2 separate regions of the Homo sapiens genome follow, and region 1 is linked to region 2. A link is a loop called in an ENCODE intact Hi-C map of the cell type or tissue named here. Cell type or tissue: A673. All regions are shown on one strand. Each heading gives the region's core, and the rest is flanking DNA. Links, peaks and the distances in the headings are about the cores only.

What was found. A loop is a pair of places that touch in the nucleus more often than their neighbours do. Peaks named below come from ENCODE experiments on the same cell type or tissue, not always from the same donor. Only the 100,000 strongest peaks of a DNase experiment are listed, where the experiment ranks them.
Region 1: it touches region 2 in a loop (2.4-fold over the local background); 6 of 110 quality-filtered maps call a loop at or near these places.

Annotation. Positions count from the first base shown.
Region 1 is chr6:87,482,008-87,485,915 of GRCh38, reverse strand. The region is part of intron 2 of SLC35A1 (solute carrier family 35 member A1); the gene reads right to left. Among named protein-coding and RNA genes, the nearest start is that of SLC35A1, 11 kb to the right of the region's middle. RefSeq lists an enhancer at 685-1,884. In A673, for the core only: a CTCF peak has its summit at 1,670 (motif pointing left); no DNase peak of the experiment used is centred there; H3K27ac peaks cover 419 bases.
Region 2 is chr6:87,137,341-87,141,248 of GRCh38, reverse strand. No RefSeq gene overlaps it. Among named protein-coding and RNA genes, the nearest start is that of ZNF292, 16 kb to the left of the region's middle. In A673, for the core only: a CTCF peak has its summit at 1,821 (motif pointing left); a DNase peak (open chromatin) is centred at 1,818.

The sequences.
Region 1 (3,908 bases), core at 494-2,993, 340 kb before region 2:
TTTCCCTGTATTCATTCTCCAGAAAACTCAAATCAACATTGAGCAAATGTTACTAATTTTTACACTAACTCTGCAGTATTTTTCTGGAAATATGGGGGAAATACACTATTTTAATCATCAGGATCTAAGTTCTTCTAATTTTTTTTTTTCTTTTTCTGAGACAGAGTTTTGCTCTGTTGCCCAGGCTAGAGTACAGTGGTACAATCATGGCTCACTGCAGGTCCTCGCAGGCTCAAGCAATCCTCCCACCTTAGCCTCCCAGGTAGCTGTGACTACAGCCACACACCACTACACCCAGCTAATTTTTTTATTTTTTGTAGAGATGGAGTCTCACCATGTTGACAGGCTGGTCTCCAACTCCTGGGCTCAAGAAATCCTCCTACCTTGGCCTCTAAACTGCTGGGATTACAGGTGTGAGCCACCACACCTGGCCAAGATCTAAGTTCTTCTTAATTTTTCTCCTCTGAAGAGAAAGTTCAAGTTCTAAACCTTTAGTTATTTCTAATATAATTCTTCCACAGCCTCCCATAATATCCTGAAATTGTCATCCTTTCTGTGAGATGATAAAGTCTTCCTTGATTTGAAAGCAAAGAAAAAAGTCTAATTTCATTTTTTTAGCTCTACACAATTATTTTAACATTACATGGGAAAAGAATTTTCAAGCAAATATAAATTCAAACATGAATCAACTTTGGTTTCCTGTGCATATAACAAATCATCTCATAACATTTTTTGTAACAATTATTTTCTGATATTTAGAAGCCTCTCCATCACAGCAAATAAAACACTGACATCCAACCTGTGTTTTAACAGACTAGATAACATCCTGTTTGCCTTTCATCTACTTACTCTTTTTGAATTACCAATTTTAATATGTGTACAAAGAATTGACAACACTCAGAGTACCTGGAAAATATTTTACTTTTTTGCAAACACTAAATCTAAAAGACCATTATAAAGCTCTAGGCCCTTTGATTTGCTGCTCCTCTTAACTGTTCATATCACTCTTAATGGCCCACAGTCTGGCCATGTATTTTATTCATCTGTTAGATACGAGTTCTAAATTTCTCTTCAAAGAATCAGCATGTCAGTACGTTCAATTCTTTGCCTTCTACTTTTAAACTTAACTTCTTTGTAAAGCACCTTTTCCGATTACCCTCTCCACTCTGACTCATTCTGATTACCTACTCCACCCTGACTCATTCCGATTACCTGCTCCACCCTAATTCCAATTACCTGCTCCACCCTGATTCATTCAGATTACCTGTTCATTCTCCATCCTGACTCATTCTGATTTCTTACTCTGCCATAACCATTTTTCCTGCCAAACCACTCACCCCGTTACTCTCTTTAAATTAGCCAATCGGAATTAGTTTAGCCTGTGCGGTCTAACCCTAGCCAATAGGTGAATGACACAGCAGCAGGGGCCACGTGCATCAGGAATAAGACCCCCTTTTCCTCCCTTGTCCAAGTGTGTGCTCACCACTGCTCCAACTGTGAGGGTGTACCCTTCTATAGAAGGAAACTGCCTTGCTGGGAAGAAAAAAAGAAAATTTTATATTCGAGTGCTATTTCTTTTGCAGCACCAAAACTTTATAACAATTTAGGGGCTCATCTGGGATTACATTCCCCTCCAGAGGCGGTCTCTGGTTCTCTCTTGTGAGGAGGTGCACCCCGCCCCCTTGTGGCGTCCTCAGGGGTGAGAAATCAGGACCCGCCCAGTGCAAGGAATAACCCGAGCTCTCAGCAACACAGAAAGAAACCAAACCGGCTGGCAACCTGAGGTAAAGGATCCTCACATACCACAGCAATGACTGTGCACAGACCAATGAAGAAGAAACCACGGGAGCCAGTAAAGTACTTCCTTGGTGGTCAAAGTCTGGAGGGCTGAATGTGTGTGTGCGTGAATGATCACAGACAACCCTGCTTGTGGTGTTGTGTGGATGGTGACAAGTCCTACTGCTGGATGGAGTGAGTGCGTCCTCTCTGCAGTTCCACAGCTACCTCGTATGGCTTAGGGCGGATCCTGCTGTGGGATTTATACCAGCACGCCAACACTAAGAAGGGCCTAATTCTCCCTTGGGGGAGCAGCCAGAGAGGACAACATGAGTGGGAAGTGTGCAAGGGACCTTCAGAGGGGGAAAGGGGAGGAAACATGTCAACCTCCCAGGATAGGCAAGTCAAGACACCCTGGTTTGAGGGGTTGAGGCTTCCGGAGCAGGCAAGGCAAGACATCCCTGGTTTGAGGGGTTGAGCCTTCCACGGCAGGCAAGGCAAGACATCCCTGGTTTGAGGGGTTGAGTCTTCCAGGACAGGCGAGGGAAGACACCCCTGGTTTGATGGGTTGAGCCTTCCGCTAATTTCAGGGGCTGAACCTCAAAGAACTGAGAAATCCCCATTACGAGGGGTTGAACCTCAAAAGAGGTGAAAAATCCCAATAGGGGTACATTGAACCTCAGTGAGGTGAGAAATCCCCATTGTGGGGGGCTGAACCTCACAGAAACCTCCAGTAGTAAGAAAAATATTCAGAACTCCCCTTTCGCTTCTTCTCGGGGGAAAGAAAGGCTAAACTCCACTCCCACTGGTCGCTCCCCTAGGGGAAGGAGGAGAGGGAAGAACAGCAGCATAAGCGGCTGGCAGAGGCAGGGAAAGACCAGCAGAGAGGAAAGAGAAACTGGGAAAGGAAGTCAGAGAGAGAGAGAGAAAGAGAAAGAGACAGAGAGTCAGAGAGAGAGAAAGAGAGAGAGAGAGACAGAGAGAAGTAATAAAAACAGTGTACCCTATTCCTTTAAAAGCTAGGGTAAATTTAAAACCTATAATTGATAATTGAAGGTCTTCTCCGTGACTCTATAACACTCCAATACCACCTTGTTGTCAGTGTAAACAAGGGCACAGCCTGAAAGCACTGAGATCACTGACGACCCATAGCCTTCCTATCAAAAATCCTTAACCCAGTAACCCGCAGATGACCCAAATGCATTCAATCTGTACCGGCAACTGCTTTGCTAACAGAAGAAAGTAGAAAAATAACTTTTAGAGGAAACCTCATTGTGAGCACACCTCACCCAGTTCAGAAGTATCCTAAGACAAAAAGGTAACTTACTAACTCAAAAATCTTAAAGTATGGGGCTATTCTGTTAGAAAAAGATGATTTAACATTAACCACTGATAATTCCCTTAACCCAGCAGGTTTCCTCACAGGGGATCTAAATCTTAATTAATTACCATATAAAGGTCCGACCAGACCTAGAAGGAACTCCCTTCAGGACAGGACGATAGATGGTTCCTCCCGTGTGACTGAGGGAAAAAGCCACAACGGGTATTCAGTAAGTGATAGGGAAACTCTTATAGAAGTAGAGTTAGGAAAATTGCCTAATAGTTGGTAAGCTGTTTGCACTCAGCTAAGCCTTAAAGTACTTACAGAATCAGGAAGGAGTGGTCTATACCAATTCTAAGTTAATTTAAACTAAAGAAAGTCTTATTAATAGCAAAGGATAATTGAAATACCAAACTTACAAGGTTTTCCACAAAGGTAAAGTTTGCCAAAAGTTAGCAGTGTAATATGTATTATCCTAACTTCTAATCTTGTGGCCTTAGGCAGTCTAGTCCACAGACCTGAAGGAAGTTTGCTTTGGAAAAGAATGGTTATCATCTTGGGGGAAAAAAAAGGAGGGGGGGGAGAATTTATATAAAAAGAATGTTATATGGTAAATTATTATCCTAAAATAAATTAACTGGTTATTTAAAGAAAGCGATGTTTACAGGAAGTCAGAAAATTGAGGCCTGTCGAAGATTGCGAAAGTCATGAAAAATGCTATAAAAGGGAACTTATGCAAGAAATGTTGTATAATTTAAAAGTAATTAGGCCTCCTGAATGTAAAACTATTGAAGAAACAGTTTATGTGCAA
Region 2 (3,908 bases), core at 587-3,086:
TTCCAACTTGGTTCCATTCTCCCCGTCACTTTCAGGTACACCAATCGAATGTAGATTTGGTCTTTTAACATAGTCCCATATTTCTTGGAGGCTTTGTTGATTTCTTTTTACTCTTTTTTCTCTAAACTTCTCCTCTCACTTTATTTCATTAATTTAATCTTCAATCACTGATACCCTTTCTTCCAGTTGATTGAATTGGTTATTGAAGCTTGTGCATGCATCACGTAGTTCTCATGCCATGGTTTTCAGCTCCATCAGGTAATTTAAGGTTTTCTCTACAGTGTTTATTCTAGTTAGCCATTCATCTAATCTGTTTTCAAGGTTTTTAGCTTCCTCCTGATGGGTTCGAACATCCTCCTTTAGCTCGGAGAAGTTTGTTATTACCGACCTTCTGAAGCCTACTTCTGTCAGCTCGTCAAAATCATTCTCCGTCCAGCTTTGTTCTGTTGCTGGTGAGGAGCTGCGATCCTTTGGAGGACAAGAGATGGTCTGGTTTTTAGAATTTTCAGCTTTTCTGCCCTGGTTTCTCCCCATCTTTCTGGTTTTATCTACCTTTGGTCTTTGATGCTTGACCTACAGATGGGGTTTTGGTGTGGATGTCCCTTTTGTTGATGTTGATGCTATTCCTTTCTGTTTGTTAGTTTTCTTTCTAAGAGTCAGGTCCTTCAGCTACAGGTCTGTTGGAGTTTGCTGGAGGTCCACTCCAGACCCTGTTTGCCTGGTTTTCACCAGCAGAGGTTGCAGAACAGCAAATATTGCAGAACAGCAAATATTGCTGCCTGATCCTTCCTCTGGAAGCTTTGTCCCAGAGGGGCACCTGTATGAGGTGTCAGTTGGCCCCTACTGGGAGGTGTTGCCCAGTTAGGCTACACGGGGGTCAGGGACCCACTTGAAGAGGCAGTCTATCCATTCTCAGAGCTCAAACACCATGCTGGGAGAACCACTGCTCTCTTCAGAGTTGTCAGACAGAGACGTTTAAGTCTGCAGAAGTTTCTGCTGCCTTTTGTTCAGCTATGCCCTGCCCCCAGAGGTGGGGTCTACAGAGGCAGCAGGCCTTGCAGAGCTGCGGTGGCGTCCGCCCAGTTCGAGCTTCCCTTGCCACTTTGTTTACCTACTCAAGCCTCAGCAATGGTGGACGCCCCTGCCCCTGCCAAGCTGCTGCCTGGCAGGTTGATCTCAGACTGCTGTGCTAGCAGTGAGCAAGGGTCCGTGGGTGTGGGACCCACCAAGCCAGGTGCAGGATATAATCTCCTGGTGTGCCGTTTGCTAAGACCATTGGAAAAGCTCAGTATTTGGGCAGGATTGTCCTGATTTTCCAGGTACAGTCTGTCACAGCTTCCCTTGGCCAGGAAAGGGAAATCCCCCAACCCCTTGCGCTTCTGGGGTGAAGGGATGCCCCACCCTGCTTCGGCTCACCCTCCATGGACTGCACCCACTGTCCAACCAGTCCCAATGAGATGAACCAGGTACCTCAGTTGGAAATGCAGAAATCTCCATCTTCTGCATCGATCACGCTGGGAGCTGCAGACCAGAGCTGTTCCTATTTGGCCATCTTGGAATGGAATCAATATGGTTCTATTATATTGGATCTTTGACCTCACTAGCAACTTCTTCAGGCTGTTAAGGTTTTTCTAAGTTTCTGCTGTCAATATTCTCATTTTACTTTCTACTTTGGCAATTTCATCCATCTTTATGGCTTTGATTTTATTCCTATGACTGTGACTCCAAATCGTATCTCAATTCCAGATCTGCTATCTGAATTTTTGCCTGATCAACAACTTCACATATCTAATCACCTGTTGGACAGCTCCACCTAGAGGTTTTGCCAGTGAATTTATCAAAGTCCCTTCCCACCCTTGCCCTCACTCAAGCTAAGCTTTCTCCTGACTTTCCTGTTTCTGTTCAGGGCACTACTATCTTTCCAAGTTTTAGGTACCAAGCCTTAAGTCCAGGTTTGACTCCTTTTCCTTTTCTTCATATGCCATCAGTTGTTCAGATTTGCCAATGAAATCTTTGTATCACTTCTCTTCCCCATTCCCAGTATCAACTCCAAGTGGTTCTCTGGATCTCTTCTAGGGAAAGTTTTCTTCATGTGTGTCTTTATCTTCTGGCTCTTCCTACCAAGACATTTTTTAAAGTTGAAATATATTTTAGTCCAAAAATAAGTCTGGGAGGATATGATAAATTACACTAAATACTGGAGTTACGTGGAAGTCCGATTAATGGTCCCCATAAATGTCTATATCCTAATCCCTAGAACCTATAAATATGTTAGCTTATATAGCAAAGGAGAATTAGTGTTGCAGTGGAATTAAGGCGATTATTCTGGAATATCTGTGTGCGTACAATGTAATCACAAGTATCCTTTAAATATGGCAGAGGTAGGCCATAGAGGAGGTCAGAATCATCCCATATCAGAAGGACTAGACCAACCATTGCTGGCTTTGCAGATGAAGTGCAGCCGCACACCAAGGAATACTGCAACCTCTAGAAACTGGAAAATGCAAGGAAATTTTCTCCTAGAGCCTCCAGAAGGAATGCAATTCTGCCAAAACCTTGATTTTAGCATAGTAAGACCCATTTGGGACTTCTGATCTCTCAAGCTATAGGATAAACCTGTATTGTTTTAAGTCACTAAGTTTGGAGAAATGTGTTACACCAGTCGTAGGAAAGTAATGTTAGTGCTAGTGTCATAAAAGGAAGGAAGATATTCTCTAAACTGGTTAATTTTAGTATAATTAGGAAACTTTAAAATGGACATATTTAAGGCAGATGTTAGAAAAATAAGAATAATTTGGGCTGGGCACGGTGGCTCACGTCTGTAATCCCAGCACGTTTGGGAGGCCGAGGCAGGTGGATCACCTGCGGTGAGGAGTTCGAGACCAGCCTGGCCAACATGGTGAAACCCTGTCTCCACTAAAAATGCAAAATTAGCTGGGCATGGTGGTACACGCCTGTAATCCCAGCTACTTGGGAAGCTGAGGCAGGAGGATCACTTGAACCGGGGAGGCAGAGGTTGCAGTGAGCTGAGATTGTGCTATCGCACTCCAGCCTGGGCAACAAGAGCAAAACTCTGTCTCAAAAAAAAAAAAAAAAAAAGAAAAGAAAAGAAAAGAAAAATAAGAATGATTTGATTCATATAATAATTTATCAAAATTAGCTGCTAATATGTTACTGCTGAAGGTAATTAAAGGATGCCACATGAAATAGACAAGAGATCCTTGATTCAGAGAATATTTCCAAATTTGTTGAGTGTCATATAGTTGGAAGGCAAATAAGCCTTTGTATCAAATTATTTATGCTTTGTTTCCCTTACTAAAACAAAACTTACTGGAATGATGTATATGCCCATCAGAGTGTGTTAAATTCAACCAACATAGCTGTATTCAGAATTTCAATATCACTAGCTGTATCAGAAAGTTCACCTGTATAACCAGCTTCCCCTGGGGAAGACTGCCTTCCTATGTAATTTGATTTCCATAGTTACATAGAATGAGAACCTGGCCTCTTGAAAACAAGGTATTGATCTGGTAAGAATCTACCTTATTCTTATTCATGAAAGCTGTTTTTAGTTGTAAGCATGTAAGGTTCTGAAAAATCACCCTATTTTAAAGGACTATTAACTAAGGTTTGGAGTGATGATTGTTACCCTAATTTGGCATCTAACTTTTTGTAGATTGCCATATATTCAAGTTGTGTCATATTCTGCAAAAATAATATTAGTCATAGAGAGGTCAAGAAGTTCTGGCCCATCAGGTACTTGGGAGGATGAGGTGAGTGGATCGTTTGATCCCAGGAGGTGGCAGCTGCAGTGAGTTGAGATTGAGCCATAGCACTCCAGCTTGGGGAACAGAGTGAGATCCTGTCTCAAAAAAAGAGGAAGAAGAAGAAGCAGGAGGAGGAGAAAG